Linked DNA regions of Homo sapiens: all the other regions are linked to region 2. A link is a contact called in ENCODE Hi-C or POLR2A ChIA-PET data. All regions are on one chromosome and are shown on one strand. Each heading gives the region's core, a stretch centred on a gene start or an enhancer-like site at or near the end of the contact. The rest is flanking DNA. Distances are from core to core; before and after follow the strand shown. Region 1 holds the start of SPATA17 (spermatogenesis associated 17). Region 2 holds the start of BPNT1 (3'(2'), 5'-bisphosphate nucleotidase 1). Region 3 holds the start of MIA3 (MIA SH3 domain ER export factor 3). Region 4 overlaps MIA3 (MIA SH3 domain ER export factor 3). Region 5 holds the start of BROX (BRO1 domain and CAAX motif containing). Region 6 holds the start of TAF1A-AS1 (TAF1A antisense RNA 1).

What was found. Hi-C counts contacts between places; a loop is a spot of excess contacts on that map. ChIA-PET counts read pairs that join two places held with the same protein, here RNA polymerase II (POLR2A). Pooled maps may share reads with other maps.
Region 1: a map of naive thymus-derived CD4-positive, alpha-beta T cell shows a loop between it and region 2 (11-fold over the local background). The contact joins the promoter of SPATA17 here to the promoter of BPNT1 in region 2. A Hi-C loop is called at or near these places in 1 of 168 maps with a recorded cell type or tissue (naive thymus-derived CD4-positive, alpha-beta T cell), 1 of 37 single-sample maps with no recorded cell type and 7 of 50 pooled maps. POLR2A ChIA-PET finds 5 or more read pairs at or near these places in 1 of 52 experiments (activated T-cell).
Region 3: a map of CD8-positive, alpha-beta T cell shows a loop between it and region 2 (6-fold over the local background). The contact joins the promoter of MIA3 here to the promoter of BPNT1 in region 2. A Hi-C loop is called at or near these places in 1 of 168 maps with a recorded cell type or tissue (CD8-positive, alpha-beta T cell) and 8 of 50 pooled maps. POLR2A ChIA-PET finds 5 or more read pairs at or near these places in 1 of 52 experiments (GM10248).
Region 4: a loop to region 2 is called in a pooled map, with 4 times the contacts of the local background. The contact joins the enhancer-like site here to the promoter of BPNT1 in region 2. A Hi-C loop is called at or near these places in 3 of 168 maps with a recorded cell type or tissue (B cell, CD4-positive, alpha-beta T cell and naive thymus-derived CD4-positive, alpha-beta T cell) and 11 of 50 pooled maps. POLR2A ChIA-PET finds 5 or more read pairs at or near these places in 1 of 52 experiments (activated B cell).
Region 5: a loop to region 2 is called in a map of B cell, with 8 times the contacts of the local background. The contact joins the promoter of BROX here to the promoter of BPNT1 in region 2. A Hi-C loop is called at or near these places in 3 of 168 maps with a recorded cell type or tissue (B cell, CD8-positive, alpha-beta T cell and naive thymus-derived CD4-positive, alpha-beta T cell), 3 of 37 single-sample maps with no recorded cell type and 15 of 50 pooled maps. POLR2A ChIA-PET finds 5 or more read pairs at or near these places in 4 of 52 experiments (Caco-2, MCF 10A, OCI-LY7 and 1 more).
Region 6: a loop to region 2 is called in a pooled map, with 9 times the contacts of the local background. The contact joins the promoter of TAF1A-AS1 here to the promoter of BPNT1 in region 2. A Hi-C loop is called at or near these places in 2 of 37 single-sample maps with no recorded cell type and 6 of 50 pooled maps. POLR2A ChIA-PET finds 5 or more read pairs at or near these places in 2 of 52 experiments (HEK293 and activated T-cell).

The regions. Positions count from the first base shown.
Region 1 is chr1:217,629,925-217,633,588 of GRCh38, forward strand. SPATA17 (spermatogenesis associated 17) reads left to right here and starts at 1,420. Exons shown (of 11, transcript NM_138796.4): 1 at 1,420-1,522. The coding sequence starts at 1,455. It overlaps GPATCH2 (G-patch domain containing 2), which reads right to left and starts at 1,166. Exons shown (of 10, transcript NM_018040.5): 1 at 992-1,166. The coding sequence starts at 1,047. RefSeq lists enhancers at 1,105-1,174, 1,205-1,444.
Region 2 is chr1:220,088,067-220,091,252 of GRCh38, forward strand. BPNT1 (3'(2'), 5'-bisphosphate nucleotidase 1) reads right to left here and starts at 1,722. Exons shown (of 9, transcript NM_006085.6): 1 at 1,620-1,722. RefSeq lists an enhancer at 1,833-2,022.
Region 3 is chr1:222,616,753-222,620,309 of GRCh38, forward strand. MIA3 (MIA SH3 domain ER export factor 3) reads left to right here and starts at 1,345. Exons shown (of 28, transcript NM_198551.4): 1 at 1,345-1,491. The coding sequence starts at 1,359. RefSeq lists a cis regulatory region at 1-337, silencers at 1,143-1,212, 1,383-1,642 and enhancers at 1,163-2,045, 2,326-2,385.
Region 4 is chr1:222,653,345-222,656,568 of GRCh38, forward strand. MIA3 (MIA SH3 domain ER export factor 3) reads left to right here. Exons shown (of 28, transcript NM_198551.4): 16 at 899-954; 17 at 1,045-1,135; 18 at 1,311-1,449. Among named protein-coding and RNA genes, the nearest start is that of MIA3, 37 kb to the left of the region's middle. RefSeq lists an enhancer at 1,628-1,867. Within about 2 kb of position 1,712, at least 10 of the 41 ENCODE cell types and tissues checked have a DNase peak (open chromatin) inside an H3K27ac peak, as active enhancers do; they include B cell and CD4-positive, alpha-beta T cell, where a contact is called at or near this core.
Region 5 is chr1:222,710,164-222,713,822 of GRCh38, forward strand. It overlaps BROX (BRO1 domain and CAAX motif containing), which reads left to right and starts at 2,401. Exons shown (of 13, transcript NM_144695.4): 1 at 2,401-2,779. It overlaps AIDA (axin interactor, dorsalization associated), which reads right to left and starts at 2,328. Exons shown (of 10, transcript NM_022831.4): 1 at 2,045-2,328. The coding sequence starts at 2,154. RefSeq lists enhancers at 2,096-3,010, 3,379-3,598 and a silencer at 2,209-2,428.
Region 6 is chr1:222,587,837-222,591,227 of GRCh38, forward strand. TAF1A-AS1 (TAF1A antisense RNA 1) reads left to right here and starts at 2,084. Exons shown (of 3, transcript NR_110613.1): 1 at 2,084-2,126; 2 at 2,422-2,571. TAF1A (TATA-box binding protein associated factor, RNA polymerase I subunit A) reads right to left here and starts at 2,097. Exons shown (of 11, transcript NM_005681.4): 1 at 1,891-2,097; 2 at 607-729. The coding sequence starts at 727. RefSeq lists enhancers at 2,064-2,597, 2,598-3,130.

The DNA.
Region 1 (3,664 bases), core at 170-2,669, 2.5 Mb before region 2:
TATCTGAGATCACAGACTACTAGAATTCCTCATGTTCTAATTTTTGCAGAATCTAGGAATGAACACGCACCATTTAGCCACATTTCTTTCACCTGTTGGTCAGAACTTTATGTTTGAGGATTTTCAATGGGAAATTGCTTGTTTGTGTCACTGGTTGTCTTATGTTATGTTTGGAGGAAAAGGGCTTGGGAGAAAAACAGGACAGATAATACAGAGTGTTCAACTAGAAATCCCCAAATCAGGATTCTAGCTCTAGGATTAAAATGTACAGGGCAACTTTGGACACGGTACTTGAATTTTCTGTGCTTGTGATATTCTGCTATCACAAGGCTGTCATAGGATAAAGTGTATTAATTTGTGGAAATACTTTGAAAAGTCAAAGCAATATATTATTCTAACATGATACCATAGACATAGTCAAGCCCCAAACTTAATCCTGACAGTTATAGGTTCTTGGAAAGCCCCCATACATATCTCACTTTAACTTGAATAGAATGTTCAAGAGGGTGGAAACAGGTAGGTTACCCTCTCTCTTTAAAAAAGGGGGTGAGAGGGTGATGTGTTTTCCACGATTGAACTTCCAGAACTCTAGATTTCTGGAATTTATCTTCCAAAAGACTTGGTATAATCTGGTAAATATTGAAAGAGGAGTGGGGAATAAGGCCCGGATTAAGATAAATTCTTCCTGTCCCTAGTGTTGTCAACAATCAATGAGGAGATGAATTGCTCCTGGAGTACAGGAAGCTTGACTTCTAAAATATTGTTAAACAAGCAATCAGAAAACATTTACTGTATTCTTTCACAAATCTTTGGCACACACCCAAGAGCTCCCTCAAACTGCGTGCATCCCAGGAATGAGTGAGAGCAAGGCCTAGATGTCTTCAGATCATCCATCACAGCTCCCTCCCGCCTCCATTCCAGGTCCAGCGGAGCGGCCTCGGGCAATCACACCCTTCCCTGACCTCCCCCTCCCCAGGGCCGCCAGCCTCACCAGCTGTTCCCGGCTGCTGGAGCTCCGATCGGTTGGCGCCCGGCGGCCCCGAACATTAACGACACCCGGGAGCCTGGCCTCGAAGCTCAGGCCCGTGAACAGACTCCAACTACAACAGCACCGGCGACTTCCAAAGAGCAGTTCAGCATTTTGAGATGAGCTTCCGGAAGCCGACAGGCGGCGGAAACCGGATGCCCGGAGCAACCATTAGTTCTCCGCGTTTACTGCTTTCCCCTTCCTATAATCCCCTCTTCCTACTCGCAGTAGAGACAGAGACAAATAAATTAAACTTTTGTGCTACACAGAAATTTCTTAATTCTCTTTTTAGTGCTCTTAAAGTCAAAGCAGCATGAGAGAAAAGAGGAGTGAACAAAAAGTCGAACCCCGGGAGTGAGCTATGGTTTAGCCCAGTTACCATGGAGACCGGTAGTAACACCAGTTGTAAACCCAAGGCCAAGAGACCATGGCCACGTTAGCCCGGCTGCAAGCTAGGTCGTCGACTGTAGGAAATCAGTACTACTTTAGGAACAGGTAAGTCAGGAAGAGAAGGATCGCGTAAAGGGCGGGCGTGACTTTATACCAGTTGTTCCTCAGCGGGAGTTTCCAATTAACGATTTAACGATTACCCTAATTCATTAAGTAGTACCCAATTCTTCCCTTAATGGGCTGCAAACATAATTGGGAGTTTCTGTTACCATACAACGAAATTCTAAATAGAGAGGGGCCGTAGATATTCAGTGTGAGATGATTTAAGGAAACTCCCAGCATAGATAAAATTGTAAAGTGCTTTTTTTCTTCGACATCACCACTCTGCAATTTGATGAAACCTATGTTCAATACCCTGACTGGGGGTCACCCTGACTCACTAGCCCAATGAACTCAGATTGTGTCCCATCTACCTAGGGATTTGAGCCTCCGTTATTTTACAAACATCACTAAACTCAATTGTTCTATGACTCATTCGCCTTTTTAAAATGAACGTATCTGCCGGGTGTGGTGGCTCACGCCTGTAATCCCAGCACTTTGGGAGGCCGAGGGGGGCGAATCACCTGAGGCCAGGAGTTCTAGACCAACCAGGACAACATGGTGAAACCCCGTCTCTATTAAAAATACAAAAACTAGCCGGGCATGGTGGCACATGCCTGTCATCCCAGCTAGTCCGGAGGCTGAGGCAGGAGAATCGCTTGAACCTGGGAGGCAGAGGTTGCAGTGACCCGACATTGTACCACTGCACTCCAGCCTGGGTGACAAATTAAGACCCTGTCTCAATAAATAAATAAATAAATATAAATAAAATAAAATAAAATGAAAGTGTCTAAACCATTCTGACACGGTAACTAGTACCAATATATTAATTAATAGATAACGGGTAAGAAAACCACTAGCAGTCTTCTTCATCTCCCTACAGCCAAACTTCTTGCCCAGGAAGAGTTTCATTTTAAAGAAGCATTGCCCCAGGAGTTTTTGTAACTTAAAAGAAACTGCAAAAAAGTGAATTAGACTATTATGGAATACAGTGACATGACAGACCAATGGAAAATATGTCAATGAGATAGGGTCTTGCTGAGCTGCTTTTATTCTAACGTTTATCTCACCTACTACATCATTATTTCACAACGTACCTCTCTTACAGCACTGATCACAATTCAATTTTACATTCTTTTATGAGATAATATCTATCTCCCCTCTTAAACTAGTAGCAGAGACAGTGTCTCTTATTTTGCTCACCATTATTTTTGTCTCCAACGTCTATGATAGCCCCATACAAATAATAGTAACACAATAATTGTTGAAGACTCACATTAATGAATTTTTCAATAAATCTGTAGCCCTGGTTTAAGTAAACATACTAACAATAGCTAAACATAGAAATTATCTATTTATTTAGAGTATGTGGCAGGTGCTGTATTTATGACATATATAAATGAAATAAGCCCCATCCATCATGATGTTCACATCCTTGTATGGAATATAGGCTTTTAAAAAATAATTACAATACTAGCTGGGCTCAGTGGCTCATGCCTGTAATCCCAGCACTTTGGGAGGCAGAGGCAGATGGATCACTTGAGGGCAGAAGTTCCAGACCAGACTGGCCAACATGGCAAAACCCTGTCTCTCCTAAAATTACAAAAATCAGCCAGGCATGGTGGTGCACGCCTGTAGTCCCAGCTACTCTGGAAGCTGAGGCAAGAGAATCAGTTGAACCCAGGAGGCAGAGGTTGTAGTGAGCCGAGATCGCAATACTGCACTCCAGCCTGGGCGACAGAGCAAGACTCTGTCTCAAATAAATAAATAAATAAATAAATAAATAAATAAATAATAACAACAATAGAGTAACATGGACAGAAAGGGAAACAACCAGTATTTTTTGAGGACTGATTATATATGAGGGATTGCACCAGGAACAACTACATATGATATTTCACTTGGTTATCACAATGTTATAAGTTAATGTAGAAATTATCTATTTATTAGATAATCTATATTTTTAGAGCTATAGAACAATGTTCTAGAAAAGCCTGATGAAGTGCCAAACAAACAATTAATTGGCCAGGCACAGTGGCTCAGGCCTGTAATCCCAGCACGTTGGGAGGCCAGGGCAGGCGGATGTCTTGAGGTCAATTATGAATTATCAGAGCCAACTAATCTAACTCTAAAACCTCCGCTGTTCAC
Region 2 (3,186 bases), core at 472-2,971:
GGGTTTCTCCATGTTGGTCAGGCTGGTCTCGAACTTCCGACCTCATGGCCTGCCTAAGCCTCCCAAAGTGCTAGGATTACAGGCGTGAGCCACCGCGCCGGGCCATGATTGTTTATTTTTAAGATTGGCATAGAAAAGAAAATTTGGCAGGGCACGGTGGCTCACACCTGTAATCCCAGCACTTTGGGAGGCCAAGGCAGGTGAATCACCTGAAGTTAGGAGTTCAAGACTAGCCTGGCCAACATGGTGAAACCCCATCTCTACTAAAAATACAAAAATTAACCAGGCATAGTAATACAAAAATTACTCAGGAGGCTGAGGCAGGAAAATTGCTTGAACATAGGAGGCAGAGGTTGTGGTGAGCCGAGATCGCGCCACTGCAGTCCAGCCTGGGCGACAGAGACTCCGACTCAAAAAAAAAAAAAAAAAAAAAAATTGTCGCTGAATGCAGTGGCTCACACCCGTAATCCTAGAACTTTTTGGGAGGCCAAGGCTGGTGTATTGCTTGAGCTCAGGAGTTCGAGACCAGCCTGGGCAACATGGCAAAACCTCGTCTCTACAAAAAAATGCAAAAATTAGATGGTGTGGTGGCACATGCCTGTAGTCCCAGCTGCTCGGGAGGCTGAGGTGGGAGAATCACCAGACCCTGGGAGGTCAAGGTTGCAGTGAGACATAATGGCACCACTGTACTCCAGCCTGGGGGACAGAGCTAGAACCTGTCTTAAAAAAAAAAAAAAAAGAAAGAAAGAAAGGCTGGGCGCGGTGGCTCACGCCTGTAATCCCAGCACTTTGGGAGGCCGAGACGGGCAGATCACGAGGTCAGGAGATCGAAACCATCCTGACTAACACGGTGAAACCCCGTCTCTACTAAAAATACAAAAAAAATTAGCCAGGCTTGGTGGTGGGCGCCTGTAGTCCCAGCTACTCGGGAGGCTGAGGCAGGAGAATGGCGTGAACCTGGGAGGTGGAGCTTGCAGTGAGCCGAGATTGCACCACTGCACTCAAGCCTGGGCGACAGAGCGAGACTCCGTCTCGAAAAAAAAAAAAAAAAAAAAAAAAGAAGGAGGAGGAAGGAGGAGGAAGAAGAAGAAGAAAAAAGAAGAAAGAAGAAGAGTTTGTCCTTTGTCCAGTTTGCAAGGGTGTGAGGGAACATGTTCCTGAGCATTGTTGGCAAAGCGGTGAACCCTCTTAGGAGAGTTTTGAGAACCTTAATAAAAGTATAAAGTACGTATCTTTTGAACCAACAATTATATTTACAGAGAAATCCAAATAAATCACGCAAACCTATAAATATGTAGAAATGGCAGTTGGAAGAATATTTGCTGTTTAAAGAAATTTAATTTTAGGTACCAAGCAGTTTCTAAATTTGGGTGCATCAACAAACTCAATGTCTAGGTTTGTCTTGTTTCTACAGTATATGGCTATAAAAACCTTCCGGATCACGAAAATAAAAGCACAGATAAACAATTAAAATATCGACACTCAAGAGTCCAAGTCGGAAGTTAGAATATCTGGAGAAGCAATCTGATTCACATAAACCTTTTTCGTTTTATTTTTTTAACATAAATCCTATCTACCTGGCTCTTGCCCTGACCGGCCGGAGAGAAACGGTGACAAACCTGGAACAACGTTGGACCAAAGACACTTCAGGAGGAGCAAAAGCGCGTTATCGTAGACCCAGGTCCCTCGTTGTGTCCAGTACCGAGCTTTGGCACTGTCAATAAGTCTTTTGAGAAGGATGGCATCCCTACCTCAGCTACTGAGCATGCGGGAAACTGCGCGCAAGCGCACAACAGCGATTTCACACTGCCTCTTTAGACTCCTGATCCGCGGGAAAATTCCACTTGTCCGTGTTTTCTCCAAGCTCTCCGTAGGTGCAAGTCACCTGTTGCATTAAATAAAAGCGAAAGATGTGTCAACTTTCAAAGATTGGCTAAAAAAAGAAAAAGAAGAAGGAAAGAACACATTAAGCCAGCAACAGTGTGTTGAAACAAAAAAAAGATTGGTTTTGGTTTCAGCTGTCTTCCAGCCCACTTCGTAGAGTTCACTGTTTTAAAATGTTCTTTGTATTAGTGATACCACTCTGCGGCTATTTAACTTCGAACCCCTAGCGGTCCGTGGACAGGCTTCAGCAGGTCCACCACACACACCTCCACCTCCCACTCCCCACGCAATAACACAGCAACTTTATGCAGAATTGTGTCAAAGATGCTTGCTTACCTTTTTTTTTTTTTTTTTTTTTTTTTTTTTAAGCGATAGATAGCTTGCTCTGTCGCCCAGAGTCGATTACGGCTCACTGCTGCCTTCCCACTTCTAGGCTCAAGCCATCCTCCCGCCTCAGCCTTCCGTGTAGCTGGGACTACTGGTGGAGGTGCGCGCCACCACACCCAGCTAATTAAAATATTTTTTGTGTACAGATGGGATCTTTTACTGGGGGGCGTGGTTGGGGAAGGGGGCAGTGTCTCATCCTGTCGCCCAGGCTGGAGTGCAGTGGCGCAGTCTAGGTTCACTACAACCTCCTCCTCCTGGGTTCAAGCGATCCTTCCTCCTTAGCCTCCCAAGTAGCTAGGACTACAGGCGCGCCACCACGCCGGGCTAATTTTGTTTGTTTTTTAAGTAGAGACGGGGTTTCATCATATTGGCCAGGCTGGTCTTGAACTCCTGACCCCAGGTGATCTGCTCACCTCGGCCTCCCAAAGTGCTGGGATTACAGGTGTGAGCCACTGCGCCCAGCTTAAAAAGGCTTTTACGTCTTCATTTGATTTTCACAATAACTCTGTGAGTTAAGTAGACCCTTTTTGGGAAGTGGAAAAATATACATAACTTAAATTATATTACTTTAACCATATATATATATATATATATATATATATATATATATATACACACACACACACACACACATATATACATATATATATTTTTTGAGACGGCGTCTTACTCTGTCGCCCAGGCTGGAGTGCAATGGCTTGATCTCGGCTCACTGCAACCTCTGCCTCCCAGGGTTCAAGCTATTCTCCTGCTTCAGCCTCCTGAGTAACTGGGACTACAGGCGCACACCACCCAGCCCAGCTAGTTTTTGCATTTTTTTTTTTTTTAGTAAAGACGGGGTTTCACCATGTTGGCCAGGCTGGTCTCGAACTCCTGACCTCATGATCCGCCCGCCTCGGCCTCCCAAAGTGCTGA
Region 3 (3,557 bases), core at 95-2,594, 2.5 Mb after region 2:
TGAGAAGCTGCTGGTCACAGACAGATGCCAAGTTCTTCAACCAGGGCTGGAGAGCATTGTAGCCACTCTTCTGGAGAGCATTGTAGCCACTCTTCTCTGGGCTGACCTGCTCATGCAGTCCCCCGCTTTTTTAACTGCACATATAAATCATCCAGTTATAGTATGATTTAAATAAGATTTTGCTTCCCTGCTCAGAAAGAAAGTACAAAAATTGCTTGTTGCTTGATGGAGGCTTTACAGAGCTGTGATTAAAAAGGAGCATACTACCTGGGTTTGAATCTTAGCTCCATCACTCACTAGGTGTTTGAATGCCTTAAGGTAGTCATCTCTGAAATGGGGATCATAATAGGACCTACTACTCTAAGGTGCGATTGTTGTGAAGATTAATCTTAATTCTGGCATGAAATAAGTATAAAATGGAAGCTCATCACACTGTTATTAAATTAATTTACTTTTTTCCTATGGATATAGATCTAGGAATCTCAAGATCTCAGCCCAAGGACCATTACCCATTTCTATCAACGACCAAGCAGGCCACGGGCTCTGATTTATATCCTCAGCCCCCTATTCCACTCACCTCCCCCTTTCTTAATCAAAGAGCACCACGGGATGGTGCCCCCAAGGAAGCCCTGGGAGGCTGAAAAGGAGGGAGCCTGAAACCAGAGACTAACAGTGGCAAATCGCGGGTGGGATTTGGCAGTTCAGAAAAGGAGGTACCATGCCAAGAGTGGGGGTAGCGGGGTGAAGTAGCGGGGTGAAGTGGGGGGCTGGTTCGGGACAGGCCACAAACCAGAAACTGCGAGAAGGCGCCAGAAGGGACCTGTTGAGATGGCGCAGGGTTGGGGGACCCAAGCGCGCGGGGAGGGGTGAACTAAGAATGGAGTCACGCGGAGGTGCTGCGAGGGACTGGGGCAAAGGCAGGTGATTGGGCGAGGGAGTCCTGGTTGCCACGGCAGCGACCAGAGGAGAAGGCTTCGAGGAGAGGAGGAGGCTGCTGTCAGTCCTCCTCCTGGAGGTCTCCCGCATCCCTCCTAGAGCCTCTGCTGACGTGTCAGTCGGAAACTGCTCAGACCTTCGCGGGCGCCGCCCCTCTGCGCTTGTCTTCCCACATGCCCCCGGCGCTCCGCCTGGTCCCTGCCCGCGTCCCTGCCCCCGTCCCTGCCCCCGTCCCTGCCCCCGTCCCCGCCCCGTCCCCGCCCCCGCCCCCGCCCCCGTCCCCGCCCCCGTCCCCGCCCCGTCCCCGCCCCAGCCCCCGCCCCAGCCCCCCCGTCCCCGCCCCGTCCCCGCCCCCGTCCCGCCCCTCTGCGCCCGCCCCGGCCTCCTCCTCCGCGTCACCGGCTCCCCGAGGTGACCACAACATGGCTGCGGCGCCTGGGCTGCTCGTCTGGCTGCTCGTGCTCCGGCTGCCCTGGCGGGTGCCGGGCCAGCTGGACCCCAGCACTGGCCGGCGGTTCTCGGAGCACAAACTCTGCGCGGACGACGAATGCAGCAGTGAGTGCGCTGGAGGGGCGGCTGGCCTCGGGGCGGCTGGCCTTGGGGTCTCCGCCGGCCCCGGGGGTCTCCGCGGCGGCGCCGCCTGGGCTGTGCGGGGACGGGAGTTCCGCAGCCCCTGGCCGGCCCGGGGGTCGCAGGCGGGATGGGCTGAACGCGGGGGTGGGCGCGCTCCGGGTCCCTGTGTCTGCCTTCTCCCGCTCTGCCTGCGCCCGGCCCCTCGGGCCTGACCATGGGGGCTGCACCTCCCACTTGTTGCCAGCGTTTTATTTTTCCTCTGCTGAGGCGGGGGGTTGCTTGCGGTGGTCCCCGGCTTCCCCAATAGTGGCTCACAGCGTCCCCTTCCCACCCCCCCAATCCGCCTGGGCTCGGAGGGTAGATGTGGTTGCGCGCCGCGCGTCTGGGCTCCCCACGCCGCAACCAAAGCTTTCCTGCCCGCGCTGCGGGGACCTCGGTGGGTGCATCACCCCGGCAGATGCGCTAAGGGCTCGGTGGGCGTTTTCCCAGTGGCAGGTTGATGGTGGGGTTTGTTTGGAAAGGCTCCCTGGCGCTGCTCCTTTGCCCTTCTGCTTTATTGGGATTTGGGCTTGTACCGCCTTTTGAACAGGAATTGGGAGTTTAGGTTTGGGACGAGTCTGGAGTCCAAGCACTCATTGTATTCCGAGGTCTCTGCCCCGACTTTGATCAATCCTGTCGTTTCTGTGCTTGGAAGCCGCCTTGCAGACTGCTAGGCAGGACTGCAGGAAGACCAAAATCTTTCGCTCTGCAGAGACCGAGGATCTGCACCGGCCACCTGGGACCGGCAGCCTCCTCTTCTGTGCGCAGGAAGCGGAATTGCTCTCCAGTCTGGGATTGGAGGTGGGCGGTGGAGAGGGCACAGATCTTCAGGCTCAGATGAAGAAGGTTATTACAGGAATGACAGTAAATACTCCAAGGGTCTCATAAGCCAAGCTTGGTTTAGCCTTAGCCGCTTGCGTGTTGAAACCTCTTCCCTCTATGTTCGCCGGACCAGGATCATTTTAGGGCCTCCCAGACCGTCTCAACCTTGTAACTTACTGATAGCCACTGCAGAAACGGTTTTTCATACACTGTTAAGCAATGCCTATAGAAACGTATTCATTTTAAGAAGGCCAAGAACTCTATGGTTTAGCTATTTATATTCAAATTGATGTTATCAAAACCGAATTTCATAATATGAACTGTTTGTATCTCTACAACACTAATCAAGAAAAGAGATCTCTAATGAGTGTGAAGCCATTCCTAGAGATAACCCTGTGGTTGATGTAAATAAACACTACAAAAGCGGTACAACTGCCATGATTTTTCCCTTTAGTTTTCTTGGGTCAAAGCCACGCTGTTACCCATTTGCCGTTGGCAATGGCAAGATAGTTGGTATTCTTTGCTTGCAAGCATTGCCCTGCCTGGGTTCCTCAAAACAGGTTACCTGGAGAATCATCACATCACTGATGCTTCTTCAGTACTGAGGCATGATGTTAGAAGAGCTCACGGTTGTAACATAACTTGAGAAATGGTACGTGTTCAGAGGAAACCAAATACAATAGGCATCAACAGGAGCAAGGTCTAGATGGGTCTGTGTTGTGTTGTAGAAAGTGTTTAGTAATGTGAGTATGTACGGTGCCCTTGTGTGGTTTTCAAATAGCTGTTCCACAGGGTGCATTTTGTTGGCATCTCAAATATTATTATAAATCCTCTATGATCTATTGTAAGGGGGAGCAAAAGAAACATTGCCATTTTCAATTCTGATCTTATTCCCAACCTTAAATTGTCCATCATCTTAAACCTGGCCTCACACTCAATTATATCTGAGCTACAAAGCTGACATGTTGGAAAGTAATCAGAGTTTAGCTTCAAAAAACAAGTAGCCCCTTCCAAATCTATATGCGTGTATAGCCATTTAAAGGCACGTTTTTAATGTATTTTATTGCAAATTGGCTTTTGGAAAAAATCTTATTTCTATTCGTCCTTCTTTGTCTCTGCTATTTAGATGTATTTATTGTCCATTTCATCTTACATGGGAAACTGTGTATGTGGTCAACAAAAATAAA
Region 4 (3,224 bases), core at 462-2,961, 2.6 Mb after region 2:
ATCAGCCTCAAGGAGGATGGACCCCTTTTGCCTTCCTGTCTTTAAGTGCACCAGTGCTACTTTTCAGCTGGCTGCATTTCCTCTTAAGCTTTCGAGGTGTAAATACATTGGATTTGAATGTGTGTCTGTTTGCATTGGGCAGAGGTGGATTGCTAGGGTGAGGTGTAGCAGTAAGCATGCAGTGAACACTGACTTTGTTTTCACATTGAGACTAGAAGGGTGCACGGGAGCTGCACTGGTCATGTCTTACACCTCTAAGTATTGGACACATACAGTAGTAGAAACTTGTTTTTCAATTTCATGGAGATAACATTTTAAAACTTGTCATCTCAGTAGCTGTGTGGTTTTAAGGCCCACAACTGGTTTTAAGAGTACTGAGGTGGTTGGAGGCATAAACTGACTAAGGCCATGAAAGAAAACCACAACTGGTTTTGAGAGTACTGAGGTGGTTGGATCCATAAACTAAGGCCATGAGAGTGGAGGCTATAGTGTTGCAGTGTTTACTGATGAGGAAAATGTTTCTAGATGCCCTCTCTCAAGTTGGATATTGCTTGTGTAGTGGGTGTTTTAAACCACACCTGGTAGTAGATTCTGGAGGAGAATAGGAGGGAATCTTTCTGAATAAGACACTAAGCCCAGATGGAAGAAAGAGCTTTATCTCACATGTTTCTTCTTGCTCAATAATGGCATGTATAACATGTTTATTGTACAAATGGGAATTCACTTTTTCAGTCTTAAGTTTGCAGTTCTCTTAAAAGTCAGTCTAATCCTTTTCTGTTTTTGTTTGTTCTTTAAATGTTTGAACATGACAATTGTTTAGTTTTGGGTAAATCAAGAAAATATAGATTTAAAAAGCAAGGGAAGAAAAAGCAATGAAAGAAAGCCTTTTGTTTTTTAGGTGACCGGAATGAGAAGATGAAAAATCAAATTAAGCAGATGATGGATGTCTCTCGGGTATAATCGTTTTTAGAGTCCCATAATTGCCTGTGAATACTTTTACTATGCCTCACTTTTATGAATACTTGTCTCTTCTGCAATTTTTAGACACAGACTGCAATATCGGTAGTTGAAGAGGATCTAAAGCTTTTACAGCTTAAGCTAAGAGCCTCCGTGTCCACTAAATGTAACCTGGAAGGTAGGTTGCTTCTTGAGAAGAAATTGCTATATATTGGAAAGATACAAAATTGCATTAGAAAGATAAAGAGCGGCTTCCTGCTTTCATACTTCTCATTTCTCTCAGCACCAGCCCCCAACCAAGTTCTCAAGTTCTTGTGCACACATATGGAACTCAAATGTTTTATCCTTTACAGACCAGGTAAAGAAATTGGAAGATGACCGCAACTCACTACAAGCTGCCAAAGCTGGACTGGAAGATGAATGCAAAACCTTGAGGCAGAAAGTGGAGATTCTGAATGAGCTCTATCAGCAGAAGGAGATGGCTTTGCAAAAGTAAGATTATCATCATTTACTGTTAACTGTATTGTCATGTCAGTAAATAAATGTGTACTAATATAGATAATGTTATCGTTTTTCAGGATTGTACTCTTTTGCATCTGTAATTAGTATAAATTTGTCTTTCTTTCTTTCTGCTTTGTTTCTCATAAGCTGCATTTTTCTTTCCTTTCTAACCAGTAGTCAAAAACTGTTGCCTGTAACTCACTTAAGGGGGAGCAGTGTACTGGTACTGACGGTCGCTGCTGTGGGAGTGCTTCTCTTTTGAAGATCTGGCCATGCCTTGTCTGTGGCTCCGCCACTTGTTTCACTTTCCTTTCTTTGTGGTCAATTATGTAATTTCCTTTAAACAGTCTGAGGGATTTGTATGACGTGTTTTAGTAGAATAAAAACTTCAAAAAAGGAAAATTTACTTATTGAAGGTACATTTAGTTTTGGACTTCACAGAGTAAAATATTCAAACTAAACATAATTGTGGCAAAGATATTAGGAGTTTTGAATGTAGAACTATTTGGTGTGTATATTTAGATAATAATCCTCTGAAATACATATCTCAAATTTCGAGCGAGGTACCTTTTGAGAGGTATATTTTTATAGTTCAAGTTTTTTGTCCACAAAAACATCTGAATTCTCTAAAAATAGGTTATCTGTGGCAGTTGCTATTTGTGTTTGCTCTTATGTTTTACTCTTTGGTGTATATGGCAGTGTGTGAGGAGGCCTCTCTTGCTAAGCAAATTTAACTTTTTTAAATGCTTAGACTGCTACTGCTGTATGCCATTAAATATTGAAACCATACCATTAACTTTTTCTCTAATTCTTTGCTCACCAGGCAGCCAGTTTAGATTTTCCAGGTTTTGTTCAGGCCAGCTCTAAATAAATGCCTGTCCTGCTTCAGAGAGACATTCCTCATTTCATTACTTTTTAAAAAAGAGCACTTCTCTGCCTCCAATAGTAATGTGAATTACGTAAATGGCAACTGTTTTTCTTCGTGATACAGTTAACCCATTGATGTGGCAGTGTTTTATTCAACTTCCCCAAAATTCATTCAGTCTCCATGTGTGGTTTGTACTCTACTGTCCACCCCTAAAGTCACTGTGTTAATTCAGGCCCTTGTCATCTTTTATGCCAGTCCCCTAGCTAATCACGTATCTCCAGACTTTCTTTCCCTTTTTTTTTTTTTTTTTTTTTTTTGAGACAGAGTCTCACTCTGCCGCCCAGGCTGGAGTGCAGTGGCGTGGTCTCAGCTTACTGCAAGCTCCGCCTCCCAGGTTCATGCCATTCTCCTGCCTCAGTCTCCCGAGTAGCTGGGACTACAGGCGCCCGCCACCATGCCCGGCTAATTTTTTTTGTATTTTTAGTAGAGATGGGGTTTCACCTGTGTTAGCCAGGATGGTCTCAATCTCCTGACCTCGTGATCCACCCGCCTCGGCCTCCCAAAGTGCTGGGATTACAGGTGTGAGCCACCGCGCCCGGCCAAAGAATATACTTTAATGCAGGTTCAGTGAGTTTACTTTTGTATGAAAATGTCTTTAGTTTGACTCCATTTTAAAAGGATCTTTCTGCTGGTTCTGGAATTTCGATAGTTGTTTAGTATCAGCACTTTAAAGATAACCAGTTATCCTCTAGTTTTAAAGTTTCTTTGAGGAATCTATTATCATTCTTATTTTCTCTTTTCTCTTTTTTCAAATGTTTTATGCCTGCCCTAGCTGCCTTTCGTCATTTTCTTTTTGGTTTTTCAGCAGTTTTCTTGGGAGGTGCCTACATGTAGGGTT
Region 5 (3,659 bases), core at 1,151-3,650, 2.6 Mb after region 2:
TTTGCATTCATTTCTGGATATATTAGGTAATTTTAAACTCTTGACCTCATTTTATATGTAGCCTACATGTTTACAGAATTTAAGCCAATCATTACATGTTTTCACTGAAATTTGACCCTGGCAGTTTTTATAATTTGAGGACTACTAGAATCATGAAGTTCAATGGTTAGTACTGAGGTCCAACAATGGATCTGCACATGCCTATCACCCTCACCTTCATGTTCCTAGAAATTCAAACTAAACAGCTTGCATATTCAATTTTCCTTTGTAATTTCAATTGGACATGGTATTCTTCACTTTCCATTGTGAAGTCGGCTGCCCAGTGTCAACAGCTGCTAGGTCTCACCACCTCACAAGTAAGAGATGGCTTTCTATTTCAAACTATGCAATATTAGTTAATATACAGAATGGGTATACATAGGTGCTTACTAATTGGCTACAGTATGGAAGGGTGTGTTCTCCAGTAATAAAGAAAATCTTATCATTTGTCTAATTCACTTACAGAATTACTCTCTCAGTACATCTTAAGCACTCTGTAGTAGAGACAGGATTTGGATTTTCTTTTTTAAATCCCAGATTTCAGTGGTATCAGCTTGTGACCTGAGTAATCTGTTTAACCTGAGCTTCAGTTTTCCTCATTTCGTAAAATGAGAATAATTATATTCTCACTGGGTTATTGCAAGAGCAAATGAAATCATGTGAAAGTGCAAAACAAATGCTAGTAGTTGTTACACATCGCAAAATGGCTCAGAGCACGGGTTTTTGTCAGAGCTTTTTGAAGCTACAGGCGATTCAAAGTCAGTACCTACACATTTAAATTATCTTAATAGATAAAAACAAATAACTATTGCGGGGAGACGATAAGAGTTTAGATCTTCCAAGTACCAAGCGTATATTCTTGCCAGAAATCGTTGTGTGTCGGGGGCGGATGGGGGGTGGGGGAGGCCGGGGGTATTCTACTCATACGTGGTTTCATACTCAGTGAAATCTCAAACAATAACTTGCTTTAAACAGAGAATAATTAATGGCGAGTTTGCAAACAATAGCATTTTGGCAGACAGTTCTTAAGTTCAGTAAAATGTGCAAAAACCTAAGCAAGGTTTTATGTGTATATAAATCTTGTCTTTTATTTTTTAAGACAACCCTGAAGTTTTCTGTGGAAACCAGAAAGGGCAAGAAATTGGTCTTAGGTTGCTCAAGGAAACTGGTACTCACTTGTACCCTGCGGCTATACATTATATACAGGAAAAGGAGGAGGGATCCAAGGAGGGCGTGGAGCTCCTGTGCGTGGTCCATTAATTCACATTTTGCTCTCTTCGGTTCACATCCTGCGCGGACTCCACCCAAGGCAACCGAGCGAGGGGGTGGGTGGGACTCACAGCCTACCAAATAACAGTCCCAGAAACCGAAACGAAATCGAGGTGGAATTCTGAAAACACGGCTCACCAGAAAGAGGGGTGGAGAAGGAGCGCGAGAGGAGACCCTTCTTTTGGCAGAAGAGGTATCCCTGGCCCTCGTTGCTTCCTGGGCTCCCCCCCATCCCCTCAATCGCAAACAGTTCCCTCCTTTCCTACGCATGGAAGAAGGAAGACACACACAGAGCAAGGCCACTCATCCTTGGAACGTGGGCGGAGAACACACAAGTATTCCTCAGAGAATTTCAAAAGGAAATCGAGGAAAAGCAACCTGGGAGAGGAGGAGGAAAGGAAACTGACTGCCAAGTGGGGGACCCGCGAGACGGTGGAAAGGAACTAAGCAGATAGCCTGCTGGGGCCTGCGCCCCAGGAAAGAAGGGCTACCTGTTGAATGGAACTGTCCCTGCGGAGGCGGAGAGGGAAGAAGGCGAGTCACCCCAGAGAGCGGAGCCGTTGTCCCTAGAGCAGCCTCGCTGGGGCTGGTGGCGAGGGATCTCAGCCCCAGTGCCTGCGGAGCCCCACCCTGAGAAGCCTTGGCTGCAGATACGGTGATGAGAGACACCGACAGAAACAAGGGAGAGGCGCACGACTGGAGCCGGTCTGGCCTGCTCCCGCGGTTAGTCACTCACATCTGATACTCGTCTATCGCCTCCACCAGCTGGCCCCAAGAGTCGAAGTCGGCGCCTCTCCTAAAACTGGCGCCCCAGCGCTGCAGCAGACTCCGGGTCACCTCCGACATGGCCGGTCCCCACCCCGTCCCCTCCCGCCCCTACCCCAGCAAGGCCGGGTTCTAGGGCGCCATCCTCCCCCGGCCTGGCCCCGACATTAACAGGGCCAGGAGGAACCGCTACGGCCACCACCGCCACCCGCCGAGGAGCCGCCCAAGCCCATTTGCCGCCACAGCCAAACTTTGCGGCTCCAAAGCGACCGCCCCGCCGAGACCCCGCCCCCGAGGCCCCGCCCCGGGTTAGGTTGAGGCCGCCCCACTGCGCCGAGGGCCGCCATCGCTATTGCGGCATTCTCCCTCGGCTCCGGAGGTAGGGGCAACTCTTCTCTTCCTGTCTGGGAAAAAGACCATAGCTCAAAAGGAAGGCCGAGGGAGAAGTTAGAAAGGGATGATGAACGAAGCGTTTTGAGGGGACTGCAACGCCGCGGCAATACCCGCCCCTGAGCTGCGCGCACTACCGCCTCGGTAGCTATCATGGCCGCCGGGTCACGTGACTCCGGCTTGGCGCCGTCCTGGTTTTCCGTCACCCTGGTTCTGTAGTCTCGGTTCTCCGACTCCCTCTTTTTCTCGCTTGTGGACTCCGATATATTGCCCTTCTTCCCTTAGAAGAACTGCTGAACCGACTCTGAGAAATTTGGTAAGTATGTCAGAGGATGGGTGTTTCTCAGTAATATCCCCCGCTACTTCCCCGGAGTCTCAAGCAATAGGATCACCCCCTTTTACATTAGTCTCCATAGACCCCTGGACAGTGGACCAAAAGTCTCCTTCTAGTGCCTTGAAACAAACGACAGAAAGAAAATCCATATTGGTCACCACAAATCAGTGGCATTAACAGCTAGATCCGCTGAATCCCCTTGCCCCGCATCTCCATTGGTCATTGGAGAGCTTATAATACAAGCTAAACTGGGGTTCGTTCGGCCGTTGTCTGGCCACCTCTCCCGGGTTGACAGTATCGGCTTTCCACAAAAATGCCTGTTTGGAAAGAGGGGAACTCAAGTGTTGGCGCGTGCGCACGGTCGCCGCCCGCTGCCTCGAACGGGACTGGGCACGGGAGGAAGAGGCTGGGTGGTAAACAGGAAGTGGGCGCTCAGAGCTCGGGGGCGGCGCTCAGGTAGGTTCCTCTGGGGACTCGGGGCTTCCGGGGTGGGGGTCCCTTGTTAGGAGCGGGAGTCCTCTTGTGGAAGTGTGTTAGCTTACAGCTTCGATCCGAATGTTGTATTGGTGGCTCTAAAGGCACCCTTGTCCCTGCGGGTGGGTGTGTCGTTCTTCTATCCCACCCTAGGAACTCCCGAAAACTGAAGACCGCCGGGTCGCAGAAGGGGAGAAGATGGGGCAGGGGCAGAAACCCTCTTCTTTCCTGAAGTAAAGATTCGCAAAACTTCAGACATTTTCATCCAGGAAGTAGGAGGCCGCATTAAAAGAAGTATTTGTGGAAGATTTCGCAGCCTCAAGTGCTGAGTGTGATATTATTTGTAGGCACATAGATGCTGTATTAGGCTATCGGAATTTATATGGAA
Region 6 (3,391 bases), core at 834-3,333, 2.5 Mb after region 2:
AGGTCAAGAGTTCAAGAACAGCCTGCCCAACATGGTGAAACCCTGTCTCTATTAAAAATACAAAAACTAGCCAGGCGTGGTGGCTGGTACCTGTAATCTCAGTTACTCGGGAGGCTGAGTAGAATCACTTGAACCTGGGAGACAGAGGTTGCAGTGAGCCAAGATCTAGCCACTGCACTCCAGCGTGGGCAACAGAGCAAGACTCTGTCTCAAAAAAAAAAAAAATCTATTACACGATCAATTCTATTCGAAATAATTTCAATGCAATTCAACAGCAACTTCTTGAACACTTCCTAGGCATGTTTTCCTCAATGGCAGAGACCATATCTTCACCTATGACTCCCCAATATTTAATCAATGCCAGAGATAAAAGTGCTCAGTAAGTATTACTGGAAAAAATGTGTATCTAGCATAATACAGACTATCTATTATTAATCCAAGGGCAAAGAATTCTAAAAGAAAAAAGATTTCTTTTGGCTTTTAGCCAAAAAACCCTCCACATATTCCTCTTGAAAATTAAACCAGTCTGGTTATTCATTTTGTATCCCTATTGAATCTTACCACCTCCTTAAAGTTAAAATGGCTCAATGTTATTATTTTACTTACCCACAGTTTCTACGTATGTTTGAAGCCAAGGAAAATGCATTCCTGCACCACTGAGCACAGATGTTTCCACTTCTTCATCATCTGTCACAGGCCCTTTTAATTCTTCACTGAAATCACTCATACCTATTACAAGATGAGATATCAGTTACTTTCTGTACATCTTAATCCACAGTCTTCTGAGTTGTACAGAAAAACGGCTATCTTTTTATCTAATAAATATAATTTGATTAGCAAAATGCATTATACCTGTCAGCTCTTTTAAAGTAAAAAATGAATTTAACTATGTCAGCAACAGCCAAAATGAATGATCCATTAAAGACCGAACCACTAATGTTTCAAGTCCATGTAAAGATAAATAAGATACTGCCCCTCTAATTTAAAAAATCTCAAGTCTAGACGAAGAAACAGCAAAACGTATAATAACAAAACAATATGAAAAGTACAGTAAGAATAGAAGTAGCAGCTAATATTTATTAGGCCCTTACTATGCACTAGAAGTATAAATTATCTAATTTAATCCCCACAGCAATCCTGAGGTGGGTACTATTACTTTCTTCCATGTGAAGGTTGAAAAAACTGAGGGGCTTAGTGAAATGATGGAACCTGCCTAACATCACAAAAAATGGTGAGGACGATAGTCTAGGAAATAGAACACCAAACTACTTGGCATGACTAGAATTCGAGGTGCGTGTGGAGGAGGGGTGCGGAAGGTGAGAAACGAACCTAGAAAAATCATCATAAGCCAAGGTGAGTTTAGACTTACTCCTAAAGATGCTCAGGGCCCCTTCCTCATTACCCATATGAAATCGAGTATTAGTGCCCCTGATACTACCTCCAAATTTCCCCTATTTCCCCTCTTCAATCCTACAGCACTACTCTAGTTCAAGACCCCTTCAAACAGTGCCTAGATTACCGCATCAGCTTTCTAAACAATTACCCTGGCTCAGATTTTGCATCTCTGCATTATACCCAGAGTAAACCTTCTAAATTCAAAGCATGTGGCTAGGAGTATGAATTATAAGTAACAACTGAATTTGAATCCGACCCATCACGTGTTTTCAGGAGTAGTTACACAAATCCTCCCTTTCCAAATCCTCAAAAACCCAAATTGGTGACCCGCAGTTGCCACGGCAACCAAAGCTTCTCTATCCCCTTCTTTCGTTTTCAGACCCCAAGGGTTTCAGGTATTAGGAGGAAATATCAGGAGAACATGGATGAATCCTGACACACCCCTTCCCGTTCCATTTAAACGCAGGAACCACGGGCGATATCTGCGGCACTTACCCGCCTAAATTTAGAGCTCCTCAGTAAAGCTAAACTCAGTCTCCGACTCCGGCCCACGTGAAGAAATTCCCACCGGAAGACGAGTTAGGAGAGCTTTATATGAGCAGGCGCTAAACCTGGTTTAGGTATTTAGGCAGCGCGCGGCCCGGCTCGTAACTCCTCCTGCTGCAGCAGGCGTATCGTTGGCCTCGCCTCGACCCCGGAAGTGACTTCTGGAAGTGACCCAGGAAGTGACAGTGAGCTGCCTCTCTGCGATTGGTTTTGCCCGAGTTTTATTTTTGTCTGTCTCAGCTAGAAAGTGGGAGACTTTCATTTAAAATGGAAATTGGGGCGAGGGGTTGGCGGCTGGGCGAAGGGAGCATTCAAAAGCGGAGAATGTCACTTTACCCGAGAAATTCACTACGATGGGCCATTGGTTTCTGCTCGGCTCGCAGGCGCACTGCACGAGTGGAGGTGTGGCTAGTGGCTGTGATGAGATAAATCCATGCATAGCCTTTTCATTGCGAGCTTGAAAGTTCTTTTCTATTACAGTTTTAGCTTTAGGTTTAATTGGTTCGACTGCCTTCTCCACAATTTGGGCGAGAATTTCCTTTGCCTTCTCAGCAAAAGTTGTTCTGCGGACCCGTCTGGGTCAACTTTCATGAGGGACATTGAGACAAACAAATGAAATATGGGTTAAAGGTAAGATGGTTAAACCGTGTGAAATGAGAGACAGTTGAGGGGTTCTAGGGAAGATGATCCCGGAAAAGGACTGCAGGCCCATGGAAACGCAGTGTGCTTCTCCAATATTTGGAGGGCTGATCAGTGAAAGAAGGATCAGACCCTTTTTCTTAGCAGCAGAGAACAGAACTAGGACTAATAAGTGAAAGGTAAAGGGAGGCTGCTTTCAAGTCACAGCAAGAAAGAATTTTGTCCACAAATGAGGATGCACAAATATAGCATAGGCTCCCCCAGGAATCACTGAGTTTCCTCTGTGTAGGTGAACAGTTTGAGTAGAATCGGAGTATCGGAGAGGAAATTAAAGGGTCTGGTAAGAGTTTGAGGCCGGGCGCGGTGGCTCATGCCTGTAATCCCAGCCCTTTGGGAGGCCGAGGCAGGCGGAAAGTTTGAGCTCAGGAGTTCGAAACCAGCCTAGTCAACATGATGAAACCCCGTCCCTACAAAATAAAAATAAAAAAAAATAAGCTGGGGTGATGATGCATGCCTCTAGTCCCAGCTACTCGGGAGGATGAGGTGGGAGGATCACCTGAGCCCAGGGAGGTCGAGGCTGCAGTGAGCTGTGATCACCCTACTGCACTCCAGCCTGGGCGACAGAATGAGACCCTGTCAAAAAAAATTTTGTACATGGATTCCTTAAAATGCTACAAATAGTTGATTCTATGTTGTCTTCTGCATAAAACAATATGCAGTAGTTAAGGACTTGCAAGAAAAGTTCCTTCTGCTGCTCTCTCTGTCATTAGTTCTTGAGTCCTCACTCAAGCTTGTGCTCTAACTCTACAGG